2 separate regions of the Homo sapiens genome follow, and region 1 is linked to region 2. The links are chromatin loops, found by intact Hi-C in ENCODE. Cell type or tissue: chondrocyte. All regions are shown on one strand. Each heading gives the region's core, and the rest is flanking DNA. Links, peaks and the distances in the headings are about the cores only.

Region 1 (10,626 bases), core at 3,315-8,314, 820 kb before region 2:
TCAGAAACATGGAAACTAGAAAATAAACCAAATAGATATTCTAAAACTAAAAAATTATTATATTTAAAGTGAAACGTTCAATAGATAGACTTAAGACAATGCTATATACATTACAAAAGAAAACATCAGTGAACTGGAAGACAGAGCTATACAAACTATCTAAACTAAAAAACAAAGAGAATAACGCTTTTTTAAAAAAAGCAGATTTTTTAGGTGGACCTGATTTTTTAGGTGGAGATATTTTAGGTGAGGTGGGGAGGAGAAGGAATACATTACATAAAAGGTGAAGTAACTCTGGAGGCTGAGATGGGAGGATCGCTTGAGCACAGGAGTTCAAGGCTTCAGTAACCTATGATTGCACCACTGCACTCCAGCCTGGGCAACAGAGTGAGACTCTCTCTCAAAACAAAAACCAAAAACCAAACAAACAAAAAAGTGAGGTCACTAAATTATAGAGAGATAAAAGGACTATCCCAACATCAAAGAAACAGTAAAATTCACATTGGGAAATCAAACGTTTATCTTCTGATGCTCAGTCTAACACCTTTTCCTACAGAAAAGGCACTGGCCAAGGCAATGGATGTGCTGATGCTTTTTGGCTGATTGGGACATTTGGGGGCTGTGTTCAGACTGGAACCAGTGAGTTTGTTTCAGAAAGGAGATTTGAAGAATTGTGATATTTCTAATTTCAAAGCAAGGCAAAAAGGCCTAAATCTTGCAGTTGGTTCCAGGTAGGTCAAGTCACCAATTTTCTGAACCTCAGACTGCACATATATAAAAGAGACATTATGTGCTGTGTGCACAGAATGTGGTGAATATTAAGTTGAAGCACACAGGAGCAGCCAGCCCCCAGGGAACATACCTTTCCATACTGTGGATCAAGGGTCTTGAACTATTATCCATCATTACACTGAGCTCCTGAGAGCCAGGGACAGAGGTACTGGATCCTTTGTTCTGCAAAACAAGGCCAGCATGACTAAATAAGAGCCAAAGTGGATGTGCATAAAAGAGTGCTTCTTTTGGCAGTTCCCAGCCCCAGTTGCCCTGGGCTCAGAAACACAGGCCAATCTGCAATGTTATCAGTCTGTCTGGGCCCAGCCTCCTCAGAGTCAAAGTTCCCAGATCCCACAGGGCAGCATCCTCACCCTACTCCAGTGCTAAAGCTGGGATACTGAGCAGGGTGTCAGTAGAAACCCAGACAGAAAGCTGAAATCTCCCGGTTTCCCTGATGCGTGAAGGTGGAGACATTACTTGTCAGATTCCAGCTCCACCTGGAAAGGCCTGGGCAGGATTGGCCACATCAGTGTCTACTGCCTGCTGTGAGACCTAAGGAGTAGCCCATAATGCCCATTCATTCAATCAGCAAACATTCACTGAACATCAGTTCTGTGCCAAGTGCTGCATGGGGCCCTGGAAGAGTAGCAGTGGATAGGACAGACCCAGTTCTTGCTCCTGTGGGCTCATCACACTGTGGCTTGGTAACCCCTCTAATAATGTGGGTGCAGGGGCAAGAATTACAGACCTATTAAGCAAACCTGGTCCCCAATATTCCTTCCTTTCTCCTGTCAGACCCCTAAAGATACAGGGAAAACTGAAATATTGAGCATCAGTTTAGGGGTGCAGAGAAGTTTCAGTGGCAGCTTTGGGGATTTGGAGGACCCGATTTGGAGGTCCCCACCCTGTCCCTCTTTGGTCCTAGCAGGGCTCAGCCCCACATGGACACTTCTGGCTGCATTGCTCCTGTGCCCCCACTTCCAAATGCACAGGTAGGAATCGCCCCTGTTCACTGTGCTGATGCCACCTCCTGGCAGTTTCTTCTCTGATTCTGTCTCCTGTGCCTGGCATGGCTTGGATCCAAATCTGCATCCCAACCTCCCCAATGCACCAGGTAAGTCTTCAAAGATACGAATAAAGGAAATATGTAGGAAACAAAAGACACGTCAATGAAGAGGTGGACCCACATTTTGGGGTCTTCACTGTAGCCAAGGAAAGGATGTTGTGGTCTGTGTTAGGTGAGCCATCTACTCCTATGACTCCAATGTGCCTGACTCCCAGGAAGAGCTCAGCCCAGGGACCCCTTGATTTAGCCTTGTCCATCCCTATTCCCATCCTCAGGGATTTCACTGTTGACATGTTCTCTCCATGACTCAGAGCAGTTGTTCACCTTGTTGGTCAGGTGAGGACACTGGGTCAAACGGGGGACCCGGGTGCCAGTGATGCATCTGGTGAGAGACAGGCACAGGCAGGGACCCAGGCCAGGGCTCCTGCCTCTCGGGCTCTGGCCCTCCCAGTCCATCCCGCCTCTCGGGCTCTGGTCCTCCCAGTCCATCCCAGGGCTTCTCCCTGCAGCATCCTCTGCCCGGGCCCAGGATCTGCTTTGCAGAGGGGAGCAAAGCGCTCTAGGGCTGATGTGGCAAATCTTCTGACAAAAACGTGGCTTTTAGTTTGGCCCTCCTGCTCGGATATTGTTTGAGCCCTGATTCTGGGTGAAAGGCAGAGGGGAGCCCGCGTCTGTCTTGCTGGCTGTCCGAGGCTGGGCACACCCTCCGCAGGGCATGGGCGGTGGGCTCCCATCATTCTGCTCTCACCCAGGGAGCTGGGCACATTTGTGGGCCCATTGTGTGCTGGGCCAGCTGCCAGGCACCTGCTCCACACAGGGCTGTGCCACATCCCCGCTTTCCTGGAATTCAGGGAGTAAGAATGGAGCCGACTCCTTGTTCATTCCGCAATTATTTCTAGCTTCATTTTTCAGGCACCCCCTATGACATTGTTTTCCCAGGAACTCTGAAGCAATGAAACCATGAAACATTCAAACACTATGCATGGACGGTTTATCAAGAAAACAATCACAGAAAAAAGATCCCGCAAATTTTCCCAGTGAGAATTTCAGTGTGGGGAGGAGGAGATGGGAATGGCCAAGGGGAGGGTCAGGTTTCTCCTGAAATGCTGACCAGCTGGACAGGCCTGGGGAAGTGTCCATAAGTGCACGCACAGGCACACAGGGACACTGGGCATGCTCTCCTGTCCTGGTAGGACTCTTCCAACAACTAGAAACACTCATATTTCCTTTTAGATAATTTATGAAGTACTTTTAAACACACCCACTCCCTCAGGGGGAAGATTGTTCAAGCAACAACTTAACTTTTGTTGATGGATTATTGGCTATTAGGGGATATTAGTTCAGCATGTTTTGATTTGTGAGTTTGATTGAGGGGAGCAAAGGAGGCCCAGCTTGTTTAGTAGACAAAGTCTTGGGCTGAGAGGGGCCTGGGCTATGATCCTTCTCCTGGGCGCTCCCTGGGCACCGGCAGGCAGGTCCTCCCTGCCTCATTTCTCCCCCTGGTGTTTGTTCCTGTCATCCTCTCACTCAAAGCTTAAACCAAGGGGGACAGCAGGGCCCTGGGTCTTAGATGCTAGTTGCCTATCCCCTGGGGATGGCTCACAGAGGAGCCAGGGACTACGTGGGGTCAGGCCGTTGCACCAGAACTTGCTGCCCTGGTGTTTAAATGCTGTGACTCTCAGCACTCCAGGGCTAGACAGGCCGCTTGAGGTCCAGAGGGGGCTGGGGTTGGACAGGCTTTCCTCCACTCGCTCGGCCATCTATCTGTCTGTGATCAGCAACGCTGCCCTTGGTCAGCTGCTCAGCGAGGGCAACAGAGTAAGGGTATGCGAGGGAGTTTTTGCCACTTCAGCTAGCAGAAATTTAAGGACTCCCTCAAAGAAGGAAAGGAAAAAGAGGGCATGCTGGGGAATGTAGTTAGAAGGCTGTTGGTCTGCCCCACTGACCATCATTTCTATCTGGGCCCCAAGTGGCTGGGTGGGTGACGGAGGGGCCCAAGACCACAGAAACACACATTTCCTCTGCGAATCTCCTCAATCCTGCAGCTTCAGAGACTAAAAGGCGGAGCTTTTCCTTCGTGGGGAATCCAGATGGCCTGAGTGTTGTTCCCAGGCCCTGGGGCTATACACAGCTCCAGCTGCCGCGTTTCCTCATTTGGGATAATGAAAACAAGGGCTTGGACTGTCTCTGAGCTTTCTAATTGGGCCACCAGCTGATCCACATGGCCTTTTTTCTTTTAACCAACTTGACCTTCTAACATGAGCAGGGAAATGCCTATTTGCTTAAGCTTGTATTTTCCATAGTTATATAGCAAGATCCCATTTTTGTAAGCATAGTTTAGCTTACAGTGTAATGAAGCCCCATTGAGCCATCCAAAAAAAGTGAGTTGGGCTTCCTTCCAGTGTGAGGACCAGGATGCTGGGAGGGATGGAGGTCCTGGGGTGGCAGTGGCTCCTCTTGGGATGTGCACGAGGCTCTGATTCCATCCTGCACAAAAACAATGGCAGATTCACACCACATGGGTGGATCAGGAGGACATCATGCTCAGTGAAATAAGCCAGTCACTGAAGGACAAGTGCTGCATGATTCCACTTCTGTGAGGTTCTTAGGGAAGTCAAATTCATAGAAACAAAAGAATGGTGTTTCCAGGGGCTGCGGGAGGAGGAATCAGGAGCTGTTGTCTAATGGGGATAATTTCAGTTTTGCAAGATGAAAGGAGTTCTGGAGATGGATGGTGGGGATGGTTGCACAACAATGTGAATGTATTTAACGCCACAGAACTGTAAACTGTAAAAGGGTTAAATTAAGATGGTCCATTTTATTTTACGCATTTTTCACTACAATTAAAATGGTCTTGGGGGAATTGAGGCCAGCCAGCCCGTTTCTCCGAGGGGTGTGGAAAATGTCCCTAGGCTTCTGCATCAGCAGTTCTGTAGCCTCTGAGAAACCCACTGCTCTCCACTTCATCCCTGTGGCAGTGCTGATCCTGTACATTCTCATCTGCTAGGAATCCTAATTTATGATTCTGGCATACAATACAGGGCAAGCCTCACTGTGACCCATGTCTGGGGATGGGAACTGGAGCTTGGTTAGTTTGGTACATGCTTTGGTTTTGATAAGAGCTGGATCATGATCCAGTTGTATCTGTGAGGCCTTCCTTTATTCACTTGTTTGTTCTTTCCTTCATCATTCACAAGCTTTTACAGGGAACAGGTTTGGGGCTAGCACTGCACTAGGAAAACGCAGTGAAATCCTTGGTCCCAGACTGTAACGAATGTTGAGTGTGAAATGTACTCACTCCATACAAGGCTGCAGACATTCTGACTTTGAGCTTTTAATTTGTTTCATGGAAGATAAATAGCACTTTGTTTATAGATGAGTCTGAAGAGTAGAGAGCATGTGCCTGTGTATGCCGATGAAACTCCTTGCTACTTCATCTTTGCCATAGGGTCCCTGTGTGCCTCTCCTCGTCACTAGGGTGCCCATGCGGGAGAGCAGGCAGGAATGCTTCCAGGTACACACTGAGGGAGGGGCATGCTGGAAGCTGATAACACATGTTTAGCATAAAACCTTACTAACTCACTGTGAACAATGACTCAGTTCAGCCTGCAGGAGCCAGAAAGGCCCCCGGCGAGCTCTCTGTTGGAACTGGCATCTGCTCTAGTGGAAGAATTGTTTCTTTGAGAAAAGAAAACACACATGCATTATGGGAGGCAGAGCTGCCTCCTCAGCACCTCTGTCAGGCTCTAGCTCCTCAAAGAATGGCAAAGGGCGGGGAGGCTCAGGATCATATTGGCCGATAGAATCCTGCCCACTTGTGGAATTGGCTGTGCCAACGCAGGGCTATTTAGCCATTGCACAGACAAAATAGGAAACACACATTTCCTATAGCAGTGGGCAATGGTGCATTTCTATTGGTTTTATCAAACAAACCTTAAGCTCTTCGCCTTTTCAAAACTTAGAGAATAGGACCGTTTATATTTCGTGTGAACCTCGCCTTCCTAAACACAAAGGCCAATCTCAGAAGCCTGAAAACCCCGAAACAACGTTTGGCAGGAATCTCCATTCAGAGCAGGAAGGTTGTGTTTATATTCTTCTCTCTAGACCAAAGGCTCTTGCAGGGCTGCTGTTTATTTTTCTGTCTCAAAGAGCAGAGCCGCCAATATAATATAAAATAGGTAATATAATAAAAATACTTCATAAATCAGAAGCTCTGCTCAGTTAGGTCCATGCTCTGTCGACTCTGAAATAAACTTGTGGGCGCCCTTGCTGGCTTCATTTCCTCTTGGTTTCTTCATCAGTGTGCTGCCAGAGTCATCCTTCGGTTTGTTTCCGTTAATTCCCCCAGCCCATCCTGCACCAGGTCAGTCCCGCTGCAATTAGGAGTGAACTTTGTCTTGATCTGCAATGTGGCGTGGAGGGAAGTGTTTTCCTTCCCTCTCCTGGTGGAGTGGAGAAGCCGAATCTGCATAGCAGCAGGCACTACCGGCCAATCAAACGCACATCCATCATCCGTCACGGGAAGGTCTGGTTCTCACAATGGCGCTTTCCTTAGTAAAACTGGCCTTTCCTCTTGGGTAAATGTTTCCTTTAGAAAGCAATACATTGTGTAGTGGACAGTTAACTGCGAATAAGGGACACCTCAAATGCCAAGATTTTGGGGGCATCACCTTGCTCCTTTGGCATGAAGACATGCTGGAAAGAGGATTTTGTGAATGTCTACTCCCATCACCTGGCGCTGTGGGCCTGCCCCTGGGATGCAGGCCTGTTTTCACATACCCCCATCTCCCCTTCACGCCCGTGCTTTTGTTCTACAGACATTCTGATTGGAACTTCTCTCTATATTAATCTCAAACCTGCCCCAGTCTTTAGCTGTCAATCCCTGATTCTAATTCTGTTGTCTGAATTGCAACAGAATAAATGCATTTTTTTCCCATGTGATTGGTCTTCAAAAATCCAAAGACTTCTAGAATGTTCTCCCAAGTCTACACTTCTCCAGGTTAACTACATTTCTTCAGTGCTTCCTCAAACCTCCCAGACTCTTCTCCCATCGTTTCTTCTTCCAATGTGTCCGATGTTGGTGGTCATCACTCCTAAAATGTTGCATCTGGAATGGACCGCAAACTTCCAGACAGGGATCTGACTGTGTTGTTAGAAACATCCCCTGCCGTGGACTCATATTGTGCAGACACTATTGAACTTACACATTCTTAGGTCCCCTTTTGTTTGTTTGTTTTGTAAATAAAAACCATTATTTGTATTTCTTTATTCAATGATTTATTTCTTGTCTTCATTCCTGAAAGGATTTAAGGTGTCTCTTAAAAATATAATGCCATATGTAAACTAGCAAAGGGATAGTATGAATAGGGAAACTATGGACAGACAAAAGTTTATACTGGCCATAAAATGCATTCCAGAATGTCCTGCAACCTTGCTATAGGTGACCCACACATGTGGCTGGGTTTCCTAGCAACAAGAAGAAAGGAGGTAACATCATTTGCATGTCAGGGTGCCCATAAAGAAAGCACAAGCCAGTGGCTCAGGACAGGCATAGCTATTTCTGGTACTGAGACCTAAGAGAAATATTCCTCATAGGTCTTGATAGAGGACACTAGGTGATGTAGCTCTCAATGACATCCTTAGAGCAAACACAGTCCATTTCCTAAGAATTTAGGTTGCTTTCAAAGTCCCTGAACTGTTGCTGATCTTATGCCCTATCCAGCGTGATGGTTTTGGCAATTGATTTTTTTGTGACAAATACTTATCCCTGCTACATTTTAATGTGTATTTTAGGGAATTCATATTGAAAAAGGAAAATTGAGAAGCTGAATGAGAGCACCCATTTCACTCAGTGTCCCATAGGGCGCCCTTTGATTTTGGAAATTGTCTTGATATTCATCCCATTTGCAGTTGGATCACATTCTTATAACATTCCCCCGGGGCCCTGTTATTATTGTTATATTTTAAAATGAAACATGTTTTGAGGCCAGGGACATTTGTAAGAGGCTCTCTGTTCTGATTTTTAGTTCCAGGCAGGTCTAGCTAGAACCTGGGATTATGCAGGGCATCTGTCCCTCTGAGGTATAGAACAACCTCTACTCTCCTGAAGCCCTAGATCCCAAATGTCTCCATCCAGGTACAAGCAGAAGGGAAGGGTGGGGCTGTTTCCATATGACAGCCTGAGAAGCTCCTGTGACAGGGAGAGAAGATAGCCTGGTGGAATTCCTCTAGTCAGGGACGTGGGCAGGGTGGAGGGATTCTCATGTGGATGGAAGTAATACACTAACCTGAGTGAATGCTCACACACCTTCATGTGCTGGGCACCAGGGCCCTCGCCCTCTCACTGCTCCTCCAGCTGGGCCTGCTGGCAGTGAGGCTCTATCTCTACCATCTGCTCAAAACTACTCACACTTATTTCAGTGTAGCTCGGTCATTCTAACAGCTCATTTTGTGTTTTGGCCTCAGTGATTTTATGTGTCAATGGCCAGATATTTGGTCAAACATTATTCTGGGGGTTTCTATGAGGGTGTTTTTGGATACGATTAGCATTTACATTCATGGACCGAGTAAAGCAGATTGACTTTCCCAATGTGTTAAAGGCCTGGAAAGGACAGAAAGGCTGGCCCTCCCACCAGCCGCCAGTAAGAGAGACCTACTGCCTGACAGTCTTCATGCTGGGCATTGGCTTTTCCTGCCTCTGGACTCAGACGAAATGCGAAGTCTTCCTGCCTCTCAAGCCGGCTGGCCTTCTGACTGCAGCACCAGTGGCTCTCCAAGGTCTCTGGATTACTGCTGCAGGTCTGGGGGCTTCTCAGCCTCCACAGCCATGTAAGCCAATTCCCATGCTAACTCTCTGCATCTATGTGTGCCTCCTATTGGCTCTGTTTCTCTGGAGAACCCTGACTCTAATGGGCAAAACTGACTGCTTTTCGACTCATTACCTCCCCCATGCCCCCACAGCAGACTCTGTGCTGGGGTCAACAGCCTTGGTTGCTCTGTCCACCCACCCTTCAGCACTGCTTGTGGTCAGTCCATGCAGAGGGAGCGGTCTGGGCTTAGGTTTGGAAACATCTCTTTGTCATCCCAGCAACTTACTATGTGCTTTCTTAATCTTCATCAGTTTCTTCCTGCATCTGCACAGGCCATCCTAAAGCACTAAACCTTCTTCTTTGCTTTTTTTTCTTTAAGAGATGGGGTACTGCTCTATAGCCCAGACTGGAGTACAGTGGTGTGATCATAGCTCACTGCAGCCTCAAGCTCCTGGGCTCAAGTGACCCTCCTGCCTCAGCCTCTCTAATAGCTGGGAGTACAGGTGTGTGCCACTATGACTGGCTAAGTTTTAAAAATTTTTTTGTAGAGTTGGGGGTCTCACTATGGTGCCGAGGCTGATCTTGAACTCCTGGCCTTAAGTTATCTTCCTGCTTCAGCCTTCCAAATTGCCAGGATTGTAGACGTGCCCATAGACACTGTGCCCAGCCGGTATCTTCCTTCCTCATGTTAATATCAGCCATACGGGTAAGCATTTGTGTCCCCTCTCTGGCAAGCTGCCATACCTGAATTTCATGCATTCCAATTTTAACCATCAGTATCTCTAGAGCTTTTTTCATCTCTATGCTTCTCTGAAAGCTTCAAAAATTATTTATTCAGTAAATGTCAGTAAGGTCCTTGAAAAGAGTGAGGTTTCAGGAGGTGTTTTGAAGGAGAGGAATAGGAGACTTTTTATTCCTGGGGGTTCCCCCATGGTGAAGAAGTTAACATAAAAGGGCACATAGCATTCGAGTCTGGAACTTGAGATACTCTCCTCCAGACAAATCACCTATTTTCCCAGTGAAAATGGTCACAACTTTACGTTCCACTCTAGATAAGAGCGCTCAGGCACAAATCATTCAGGCAACTTTCCCAACTCAGGGTGAGGGGAAAACAAAACTCCAACAATATCTGGGACAGCGAAGTGGGATTGATTCAATTTCATCTTGAACTGGGTCATCACTGCTCCCAACCTGCAACAACAAAGAAACAGGGATAGTTTCTATTCTGTTTCCATTTAATGATGACCCAAAACAAGAGAAAGGGTACAGCAGAAAGGGTTTATTTATTCTGATGGAAGAACCAGCTGGCAAATCTGCCTCTGTGTGTCTGCAAAGCCCATCTGGGATGAGTCCACAGGCCCAGGGTGCTGTGTATGCCTGGCGAGGGTGGCAGCTGCCCAGATCTGCTCTTTCTGCTTGGCAAGTGCTTTGGCTTGGTCCTGAACAAGAACGTGAACTATGTCAGAAGTTTTAGGGGCACTATCCATCTAAAAACATTATGCACGTGCTAAGCACATATACACTGGTATTTATCATCGTAAGCACATCAAACTCGAGTGTCTCAATCATCACACGACTCTGTGATATAGAAATTATTATTAACAGTAGCATGATCTCCATTTCCCAGGTGATGTCATTGAGGTTTGAAGAGTGTAAGTTCCATTTGCAGTAACGGCCTTGAACCTGTCTGAGATCCACTTGGCTCTGTTTGCTCATCAATCCTCTGACTATTGCTCTCTATCACTCCCGTTGCCTTGGGCATCAGGCCAGGACTACCCAGTGTGACCTGAGTCACTGCTCCTTCTTGGTATGGGAGTACTGATGGTCGCCACATTCAGAGACATCGGGGCTCCCAGAAGCAGCAGCCTCAGCTTTGGAGAATGGGGTCAACAGCTTCTGGTAGCTGTTCACCTGGAGAAATGGGGGAGAGTGGGAATTCTTTAAAAGATGACACATGCTTTGTTATTTCTGGCACTC
Region 2 (10,626 bases), core at 3,828-8,827:
GCATCCTCCTGGAGTAGGCATGTTGAAGCCTAACCACGATGTGATGGTATTTGGAGGTGAGGACTCCAGGAGGTGATGAGGTCATGTGCCTGGAGCTCTCATGATGGGATTAGTGCTCCTATAAGAGACCTGAGGGCCAGGTGTGGTGGCTCACGCCTGTAATCCCAGCACTTTGTGGGGCCAAGGCAGGTGGATCAGGAGGTCAGGAGATCAAGACCATCCTGGCTAACATGGTGAAACCACATCTCTACTAAATATACAAAAATTAGCCGGGCGTGGTGGCACAAGCCTGTAGTCCCAGCTAGTCGGGAGGCTGAAGCAGAAGAATCACTTGAACCCAGGAGGCAGAGGTTGCAGTGAACCAAGATCACACCACTGCATTCCAGCCTGGGTGACAGAGCAAGATTCTTGTCTCAAAAAAAAAAAAAAAAAAAAAAAAGAGAGAGAGAGACCTGAGCTAGCTTGCTCCCTACCTCCCTGCTCTCCCTTATGTGAGACCACAGCAAGGTGCCATCCCAAACCTGAAAAGGGCCCCCTACATACCACATCTCCCAGTGCCTTGATCCTGGACTTCCCAGCTCCAGAACTCTGAGAAGTAAATGTCTGCTGTTTAAGCTTCCCAGCCTAGGGTGTATTTGTTACAGCAACTCAAGCTGACTGAGACAGTGACTCACCCTCTAGCCTGTTCTGCAAGAAGGAGAATCAGGAGTTATGTAGCAGGAACACAAGGGAATAAAATCCTCAATATTCAGTTCTTCAACTTCCAAGCTGGGTCTTGAAATTCAAATATTAAACAACAGAGAGAAAAGTCAAAACTTGGAATTTACCAGAGCCAAGTTGTGGTAAAACAATTTGGAATTCTAAAGGTAAAGCCCCAGGGAAGTGGGGACTACTTTTTCTTTCACAGATTAGAAAGAGAAAAGAGGGTTGGGGAGAAGAGATGAGTGTCAGTTGCTAGAACTGGGAGAAGTGGGGAGGCTGGGGCCTGAGGCCACGCAGAGAGAAGGGTCGTCACTGAAGGACTCCCCAGGCCCTTCCATCCCAGCGCCCTGAGCCACTAAATCAATCGCCTTTTGTGAGTGGCCTTGCAGGTCTCCTGTGTGGGAAGCCAAGTGAGCTGAGGCTGTCACAGCCATCAAGTGAGGTCCACGCAGACATCGTTCTCTGTGTGCTGCACAGGGACCAACCCGCAGATGTGACTCCCCCCAGTACCCATCCACACAATGCCATCTACCAAGCACCACTTCCAACTCTCACAGATGCCTTGGGACAGAGGCTGCTGTCTCTAACACCTAGAGGGACTGTTCTTGCAGTGTCTGTGTCGCAGGTACTGGACAACTTAACATGAGTGTGACTTAGTCCCATCACTGTCATCACCATACTTCGTTTTATGGGTGAGCAACAAGACCCTAACCTTCGTGACTTCCACTTGGTATGGAGCTTAGAGGAAAGTGACAGGGATGAAGGTCTCTCCTGTCCAGCCCCACCATCTTCAGGAATTGGGGGCTTTCCCTCTAGCCCGCCTTTGCCCCTCTAAGTGATTGACACACTGCACTTGCCTTCCCATCCAGGGGACCCCGCTGGGCCAGGTGCCATTGTCTGCTGTGACCCTCCCCGTGTGTGTGTGTGTATGTGTGTGTGTGTGTGTGCAGGGTGTGTGTGTGTGTGTGAGCATGTAGCTGTAAATAGTACTTTCCTGATTTAAAAATGCCAGGAAAATCCCAAAACACAGAGATTTAATGTCCGTTTATTCCCTTGGGGCAATGTTGCCTCCACTAAAATGGTAAAGAAAAAAATGAATGATAGAAAGAACTCATTGTGTCAGAGGGGTACTCGCATGTTTGCATTTTTACCCTCTATTCTTTGCCACAGTAGGAACTTGCTTTTTTCTGAGTGTACACACAAACACACACACACACACACACACACACACATACTCAGTGCTGTACTAGGCTCCTGCTGACTGTCCTATCATAGTGTTTCCTACAGAACCATCTCACGTCTCTCTGGGCTGATTGTCTTCTACAATCAATAAATGGTTCAAAGACTCACAAATTCTGTAGATGGGCCTTTGAAGAGGGCTGCACAGTCTCCCAGCTGACCTCAGGATGAGCTTCAGGCCATGTGAATGAGAAAGTGCACAGAGGCCCCTGCAGGGACCCTGGTGCCTGACGCTTCCCCCAGAGCCAGGCTGCCCAGGTCCCAGCCTTGTAGCTCACAAGCTGTGCGACCTTGGGCAGGTGCCTTTCTCTTTCTGAATCTCAGTTTCTTCCTTGGTAACTGGAGATGATATTAAATAGCACCTGCCTCCTAGAGTTGGCGTGGGATTAAACAGTTAGAACCAGAACAGTGTTTACAGCAGCACCTTTGGTATAGCAGGGCAGGAGCTCCAGATCTTGGTCCTGAAGGCTCAGGCCCTGGGGCCTGGAGACTAAAGCAGCATTCAGAGCTTTATGACCACAAGTAGCTACGCTCCCGCCTGAGCCTGTTGTCTGGGCCTTTGGTGTCTCTGTGGTTATGTCCCTCGGTCCTGATTCCTTTTTTAGGTTTCCAAGAGGAAGCTTCTTGTTGAGCCTGTGAACCCTGACCTTGGACCCCTGCTCATCTGGCCCACCCGGACGCCACGCCTGCTCTGTTTGGGGGTTCTCTCCCATCCCCACCCTTGCTTGGCAGCTGCTCCCATCAGACAGGTCCTCCTGTTCATCCCCAGACTGGGAGTGCAAACCCTGCTCAGGGCTCCTGTGGCCACAGGCACCCCCAAGGCAGAGAAGGAAGCCAGGAAGGAGAAGGCTCTGCAAACTCCTGGAAACAGTTAAGAGATGAAGAAAATTACACCACTTGAACTCTACTGGCCAGAGTCCTGGGAAAGGCAAACTCTCCTTGGGCCAAAGTGGAGGGAACCACCCCACCCCTCCACAGGCATCATGAACATGGCCCATTGGAATGCGCTGAGATTCACAATGACTTGATAAGGATCTGGGGGCTGAAAGCTCAGCAGGATGACTCTGAGCTGGACCCAGCCCCACCCTGGCGGTCCCTGCCACACAGCAGTCAGTTTGGAGCCACGTGGCTGCCATTCCTGGTGACTTCCCAAAGCTACTGCAACTTTTTAAAAAGATAAGCACATTTCCATGGTGTTTTTAACATCCTTTAATGGTTTTCAGCTTTCTTTTCAATATATAATTACTGAAAAAATCACTATGAATAATAACCAGAAACCACCAAAACCTACATGCAAAGTAGTATGCTAAAAACTTTACTCATTATCTTGTCTAATGTTTCATAATCTGCATGAAGCAGGTAGTACTGTCATCCCCACTTTACAGAGGAGGAAACTGAGGCCTAGAAACAGGCACACAGCCAGTAAGTGGCAGAGGCAAGACAGGAGCCCAGCTCCTTCTCCACCAACTATTTTGCTGGATCATCGTCATCATCAGCATTTTCTGGTGCCTGCTACACCATCCTCTGCTTCTCAGGGACATGTCTGAAGCCACAGAATCACTGTCCCTGCCGGAGGCCAGATTAGATTCAGCCCGTGCGTAGCTCACATTCTAGGGTGTCAGAGGGAGTGTCTTTCTCCGTCCTGCAGCCACAGCCATCAGCAGCACTCTCTCTCTGGCCTCCCAGGGCTTCCTCTAAGAAGCCCCCACGGGCACTGCAGGTGGCTGGCCTCCAGGAGCACACAGCTCTCGGAGTTCCAGGTGTTCCCCTGAGAGCAACCTGCTTGGGCACTGCAGGCTGCTGGGGTTGCCGGTGATGACTTCCTTTCCATTTCTGTTCTCGATGTCGTGAGGCAGTCTTCCTGATCTCTGCTCCCCAACTCCCTCCCATGGTTGAGAAGGCCCTGGCTCTCCATATTAAATCTCTCTCTACTTGAAATAGCTGGAGCACTTCTGCTTTCCCACGAACCCTGACCAAAGCCTCCCAGCCCCAGCTACAGCTGACAGGCTCAAGAGCACCACAGGCTCTCAAGGCTGGCCTGGCTCCTCCACACACAACCCCTGCAGATCTCTACTCACTCCAGACTCCCCCTGCCTCTGGCCAAGGCCCTGCCTTCCTGCCTTCAAGCTGGGCGCCCATTTCTCCAGGAAGGCTTTTGTGACCGGGCTTCATGTCCCTTGCACCCTGTGTATTGATCTTCCTGCTTGATGCCAAGCCCTATGAACACAGCAATTCTATCTGGCTTTGTACACTATTGTACCCAGCACAGGGTCTAAAAATACTTTTTGCATAAATGAATGAGTAAATGAAAAATTATTGAGTAGTCTTTGAGATCCTGATGCCATGAGTATAGAGAAAGAGAATATATGCATCTTAAATCCATTAAAGTTTGATTTAAAATGCACATTGGCACTGGCTGAAAGCTGGGTGGGCTCCATGGGGTACAAAGACAAGCCCACCAGGAGCCGAGAGTTGAGGAGTATGAACAGGCACAGGTCTCCGTGCAGCTGCAGTATGTTACAGCTTCTGGTGACTTCTGCCACCCTTTGTCCCTCTAGGGTCTGTGTTCCTGCCAAGAGAAAAGGCAGTGGCAGGAAGGAGGCTGCTCCAGATGTCAGAAAGGCTTAGCGAATGGTTTACTGTAGTTCACGAAATTTCTACAAGAGTAACCAATTGGCATCAGCTCCCTGAGCTGCCTGCTTAGAGAAGGAGCTTATGGCACTAAACCATTTTTGTATATTCCATCAAGATCTAGGAAAGCAGATTTCCTTTTTCAAAAAGCAGAGAAACTGTCCCACCCTGCAGTCATTGTGAGTGCAGAGGGACGGGGAGCCAGCGATCCATGAATTGCCAAGCCAGATTGCAGCTATAACCAGATTTTAGTTTGTGAAGGTCTTTTACAGACCTTTTTATACCCTATCCAGTGAGTATGAGTTAGGCTGGAGAGCAAAGGAATTGGAGCTTTTCCACACCACACACGGTTTGCGGTTGGCCCCCACCAGGTGGCTCCCCTGGCGGAGGACTCTGCGCTGCCTGCACCTGAGCGTAGCTGGGGCTTGCGGTGTGCGTCAAAGTGGCTGCGGAGTTCTTGTCTATAGAAACTGTTCAAAGTAACCACCTGAATTACTCCTACCATACTCTTTCTTTGACCTTTTATTTCTTTTAAGCATAACGTCAGCACTGATTTGAAATCATCAAGTAACTTCAACCAACGTAAAAATCCTGAGTTGCTTAAAAAGGAAAGAAAGGCTGCCCCCAAAGTGACAGGCTTTCTAACTTGCCTGTGTCTTTGCACCTATTTCCCTAGGACGCGGGAACGCCCCTTTCCCACACCCACTTCATTCTCCTCCCTGTGCCTCACGTTCTGGGAACATCCTCCTCTTGACTGCATTTCTTAGCCTCCCCGGGCTAGGGAAAGTGTGGTCTCCCTTTCAGCAACCTCAGTTCCATATACATTTCTTTCTCTCAGAATGTCTGATGCTATACTGCATTTATTGGTTTTCTTGTTTCTCTCCCTAGTAAACAGGACATTTTTTGAAGTCCTGCTGGCACATATGCAGTCCTCACACAACGCCTGGTGGATGATTGATTCATTTTAAGAGAGCAGATGAGCTAGGCTGTCTACAAATGTGTCGGATCCAGCTCCCGCCATCCTTCCTTCGCAAAGCAGAGCTTGCCAAGCCTGCGCACCCACGGGCTGCCTCTCTTCAAAGGGCGGAGCCTGTGCAGTGAGCGTTTGGCCACCTGGTCGCACACCGAGTGCTCGTCAGCGCGCATGGCCTGAGCGTTCTGCCCTGACACTCGCTGGCCTCTGGGCGCTTCTGTCTTTGACAACGTCCTGAACACTGTGGGAAGGCTCACTAGCATTCCACTCCTTCCCTAATGTGGAGTGGGTGTGATTTGAGGGGTTTGGCCCCCACCCCAGCTGCAGGGGTAAGTCACACTAGTTTGGGCTAATTAGCAGAATCTCATCTCCTTAGCGCAAACAACATTGATTCAAGAATGATCAGGGATCCCAGCCCAAACCAAGCCTTGCTGCAGCAATCAGCCGCTCTTGGGTTTGGGGGGAGGATACGGCGTGTGTCCCAAGGTGGGTCCACCCAGCGAAGCCAGTATTCCTCCTTGATGACTTTGGAAAGAGTCTCTCTCTCGTTCCGGAGGGTGTGATGTGTGAGGTTGGAACCACGAGGGACACCAGCTTGAGAACAAAGCCAAACTAAGGGGCGGGCGGAGCCAAGACGGAGGAGGCGAGTCCGGAGCAAACATACCGGATCTCAGGAGCCCCGTGACTGCTGCTCTTGGCTGACTCGTCACAAAGCATCCAGACGCGTCTCGGCCCTGCGTCCAAGACGCAAAGTTGTGCGGCAACCAAGCCTAGAGCTAAGCAGTCACCAGGAGTGGAGACAAAAGCAGTGAAAGGATGGGAGCGAAAACACGGATCCCGAGAACGAAGCCACGAGTGCAAAGCCGGGCGTTGTGCAAACTATCCCGGGCCTCTGCTGCCCCCTGGCGGACGCCGCGCGGGAGCCCAGAACCGGAGCGCTCTGAGCGAAGCCGACTCCATCCGACACCGCCGCCTCCCAGAGGGCTGCCCTGGGAAGTCACTGAAAACAGCCTGCGGAAGATTTCTCCTGTGTCACGTGGGGGGAAGAACAGCCGCTACCTGTTAGATTGCCATGAGGTTGAATGGCCAAAATGGATAACCGGGACCAGAGTTATCCTCCCACCTGAAAGAAGCAGGAGGAAACCAACAAAACTATAGAAACAACCGTTTTCAAAACCCAGCACACCAGATGCAGAGGACAGTGATCCTACTACCCAGACAGTTTCCGGGCCACAGCACAGGAGGTGCGGGAACCCGGACAGGGCTTGACCCCATGAGCTCACCCTCACGAGTTGAGGGACTAAGCCGAGTCCTCAGGGCAGGCACGGCGTCCCTGGAGGAAGAGGGGGCTGCACAGACACAACTCCAGTGATCCACAAAGGCTGCGGCCAGGGTGCAGCAGGGCGGCTCAGCACGTGCAGGCGAGGAAGCTGCCAGAGGCCCAGAAAGATCCCCGTGGGGCTGGAGGGAAGATCCGCCTGTGTTTGCACAGGGCGGGAACAGCGCCTCCCCCATCAGCCAGACTGCAGGCTCACCACTCAGGAGGCACGGGACAGCCCTGCTTCAGGGGTGGGAGCAGTTATTACTAAACGCAGCTCTATCCCCATCTGAGAAACGTCAAAGGCAGGACCGGAAAGCATCAGACTGTTACAAAGTAACTTAACCGTACCCCAGAACAAAGCCTGAAAATACACACAGGAAAACAAAGACATCCAGCACACAACAAGAAAAAAGTGGCAATGTCTACCACCCAGTAAGAAATGACCATGCATGAAGTGAGGGAGAAAAAAATTACCCATAATGAAGAGAAAATGCAATCAGTGGACGAAGTGCCAGGACACAACCTGTCAAAATGGGTGGGATTTGGCTAAAGCAATACTTAGAGGGAAAATGATAGCACTACACTAGGTTAGAAAGGAAGAGGGATCTCAAATCTCAGCTTCCGCCTTAAGAGCGAATTAAACCCAAAGTAAGAAGAAAGGAAACAAGAAAATTCAGAGCATAGGCCAGGTGCAGTGGCTCAAGCCTGTAATCCCAGCACTTTGGGAGGCCGAGATGGGCAGACTATTTGAGGTCAGAAGTTTGAGACCACCCTGGCCAACATGGTGAAACCCCGTCTCTACTAAAAATACGAAATTTAGCTGGGCGTGGGGGCGTGCACCTATAATCCCAGCTACTCGGGAGGCTGAGGCAGGAGAGTAGCTAAAGCCCGAGACGTGGAAGTTGCAGTGAGCAGAGATCGCACCACTGCACTCCAGCCTGGGTGACAGAGACTCTGTCTCAAGAAAGAAAGAAGAAAGGAAAGGGAAAGGGAAAAGGAGAGAGAAAGAGAGAAAGAAAGATCAGAGCACGAAAGGAAAAGAAAGAGAGAGAAAGAAAGAAGAAAGGAAAGGGAAAGGGAAAAGGAGAGAGAAAGAGAGAAAGAAAGATCAGAGCACGAAAGGAAAAGAAAGAGAGAGAAAGAAAGATTACAGCAGGAAAGGAAGAGAAAGAGAGAGAGAAAGGAAGATCATATCATAAATCAGTGGAATAGAAAGGAGAAAAACAAAAGGGACAAATCAATGAAATTAAAAGCTGGAGTTTTTTGTTTGTTTTTAGAAGATCAATAAAATTGATAAACTCCTGGTCAGGTTGATCCCCCCAAAAAAGAGAAAAGACTCAAATTACTAAAATCAGAAATGGGAATTGTGATATCTATCACTATAGATTCTACAGATGTTAAAAAGAAAATTAAGAGCATATTATGATAAACTTAAGACCAATATATATGACAAATTAAATATAATAGACAAATTCCTTGAAAGACACTATCGGCACTTAAGAGTAAACAGATAATCTGAATTAGTCTTATGTCTATTTTTTACATTAAACTTGTACTTTAAAACCTTCCCACACAGAAACCTCCAGGCCCAGATAACTTTATTATCCAACTTAGGAAGAATGAACATCAATTCCATACACACTCCTGGAAAATTGTAAAAGACAGAACACTTCTCAAATTGTTTTACTCTGGTACCATGACCAAAGACATTACAAAGAACGAAAACTATAGACTATTATCTCTATGAATATGAATGCAAATTTTGTGTGTGTGTGTATATACACACATATATATATATTATTTTATTTTGTTTTATTTGAGACGGAGTTTTGCTCTTGTCCCCCAGGCTGGAATGCAGTGGCATGATCTCGGCTCACTGCAACCTCTGCCTCCCAGGTTCAAGCGATTCACTTGCCTCAGCCTCCTGAGTAGCTGGGATTACAGGCACGCCACCACACCCAGCTAATTTTTGTATTTTTAGTAGAGACAGGATTTCACCACGTTGCCAGGCTGGTCTCAAACTCCTGACCTCAAGTGATCTGCCCACCTTGGCCTCCCAAAGTGCTAGGACTACAGGTGTGAGCCACCGCACCTGGGTCTATATATACACTTTATACCAAAATACACTTTAAACAAAATTTCGGCAAATGAAATCAAATCCAACAGTATGAAAGATCATAACCAAATGAGTTACATGCCAGAAATGCAAGGTTGATTTATAATTTGAAAATCAATTAATGTGATTCAGCATATTTTGAAATTAAAAAAGAGAAACCACAGAAGTGTCACAATAGACATAGTAAAAGCATTTTCAAAAATCTAACATGCATTCTGGACATAAACTCTCTCAACAAACTAGGAGTAGAAGGAGCTTCCTCAACCTGGTACACGGCCTCTACAAAACCTTCTGTCCACATTACCATTAATACTAAAAGACTTAATGCTTTTCCCCTAAGATGAAGAACAAGACAAAACTATGTACTCTTACAACTTCTTTTCAACATTTTTCAACATTTTCTAGCAAATACAATACAGCAAGAGAAAGAAATAAAAGGCATTGAGATTAGAAGGGAGAAGTAAAACTGTCTTTATTCATAGATAACAGGATTTTCTATATTGAAAATTCAACGTGGCCTACACAAAAAGATATTAGAATTAACAAGTGAGTTTAATAAGGTTGCAGGATAGAGGATCAATATACAAAAACCAATTGTTTTATATTTTCACTAGCAATGACAATCAGAAATTAAAATTTAAATCTAGTATCATTTAAAATAGCATCAAAAATATGAAATACTTAGAGATACATTTAACAAATGATATGAATGAACTGTACACTAAAAACCATAAAACATTGCTCAGAAAAAAATTTTAAAGAGCTCAAAAAATGGAAGATACGTTGCATTCATGGATCAGAAAATATAATACCACTAAGATGTCAATTTGCCCTCAAATTGATATAAAGATCAAAAGACCCCCTCCCTGTACCCTAGATTCCTCTCTACCTCCTGGCATCTCCACTTGAATATCTAATACCACTAATATGTCACTTTGCCCCCAAAATGCAAAAAAAAAAAAAAAATGAAACTTCTAGAAGAAAATATAGAGAGAACTATTTGTGAGAAGCTTACTGAGGCGATTCATTCAATGAAATGCCACTCAGCAGTAAAAAGAAATGATCAGTCCCCATATAAGCCCCCAAAGCAGGGAGTAGGGGGGTTTGTAGAAACTGACAAAGTTATTCTGAAAGACAAATGTCCCTAAATAAGAAAAGCTACACATGGCCCAGACACATAAGAGCAACTGAGATTTGACAAAGGTGCAAAGGTAATCCAACGTGGGAAAGATAGTCTATTCCAGTCTATCAAATGGAAACAATTTGATATCCATATGAATCAAAATGAATTAAATTCATATTTTGCAGCACCTACCAAAATTCACTCAAAACAAAACAATGAATCTTCTATAAGCATATATAGGAGGAACTATTTGTGATAAGCTAATGTGGTGATTCATTCAGTGGAATGCTACTCAGCAGTAAAGAGGAATGAACCATCGATACAAGCAACATGGAAAAAAGTCATAATCATTATGCTGACTGAAAGCAGCCAGACAAAAAAAAGGGTTTTTGTTAGATGCTATTTATATAAAATTCGAGCAGACTAAGCTATACTGATGGAAAGCAGATATTTTGTGGAGAGGCTCCCCATGTGCAGAGACGCAATGGGGAGGGCAGAATGGAGGACTAGAAGGGACAGGA

Evidence for each region. Peaks named below come from ENCODE experiments on the same cell type or tissue, not always from the same donor. Only the 100,000 strongest peaks of a DNase experiment are listed, where the experiment ranks them.
Region 1: it touches region 2 in a loop (2.4-fold over the local background); 3 of 110 quality-filtered maps call a loop at or near these places.

The regions. Positions count from the first base shown.
Region 1 is chr10:44,041,269-44,051,894 of GRCh38, forward strand. No RefSeq gene overlaps it. Among named protein-coding and RNA genes, the nearest start is that of LINC02659, 130 kb to the left of the region's middle. RefSeq lists enhancers at 675-1,195, 7,774-7,943. In chondrocyte, for the core only: CTCF peaks have their summits at 3,360 (motif pointing left) and 5,647; no DNase peak of the experiment used is centred there.
Region 2 is chr10:44,858,562-44,869,187 of GRCh38, forward strand. The region is part of intron 2 of TMEM72-AS1 (TMEM72 antisense RNA 1); the gene reads right to left. Among named protein-coding and RNA genes, the nearest start is that of TMEM72, 47 kb to the right of the region's middle. In chondrocyte, for the core only: CTCF peaks have their summits at 6,448 (motif pointing left) and 6,664; no DNase peak of the experiment used is centred there.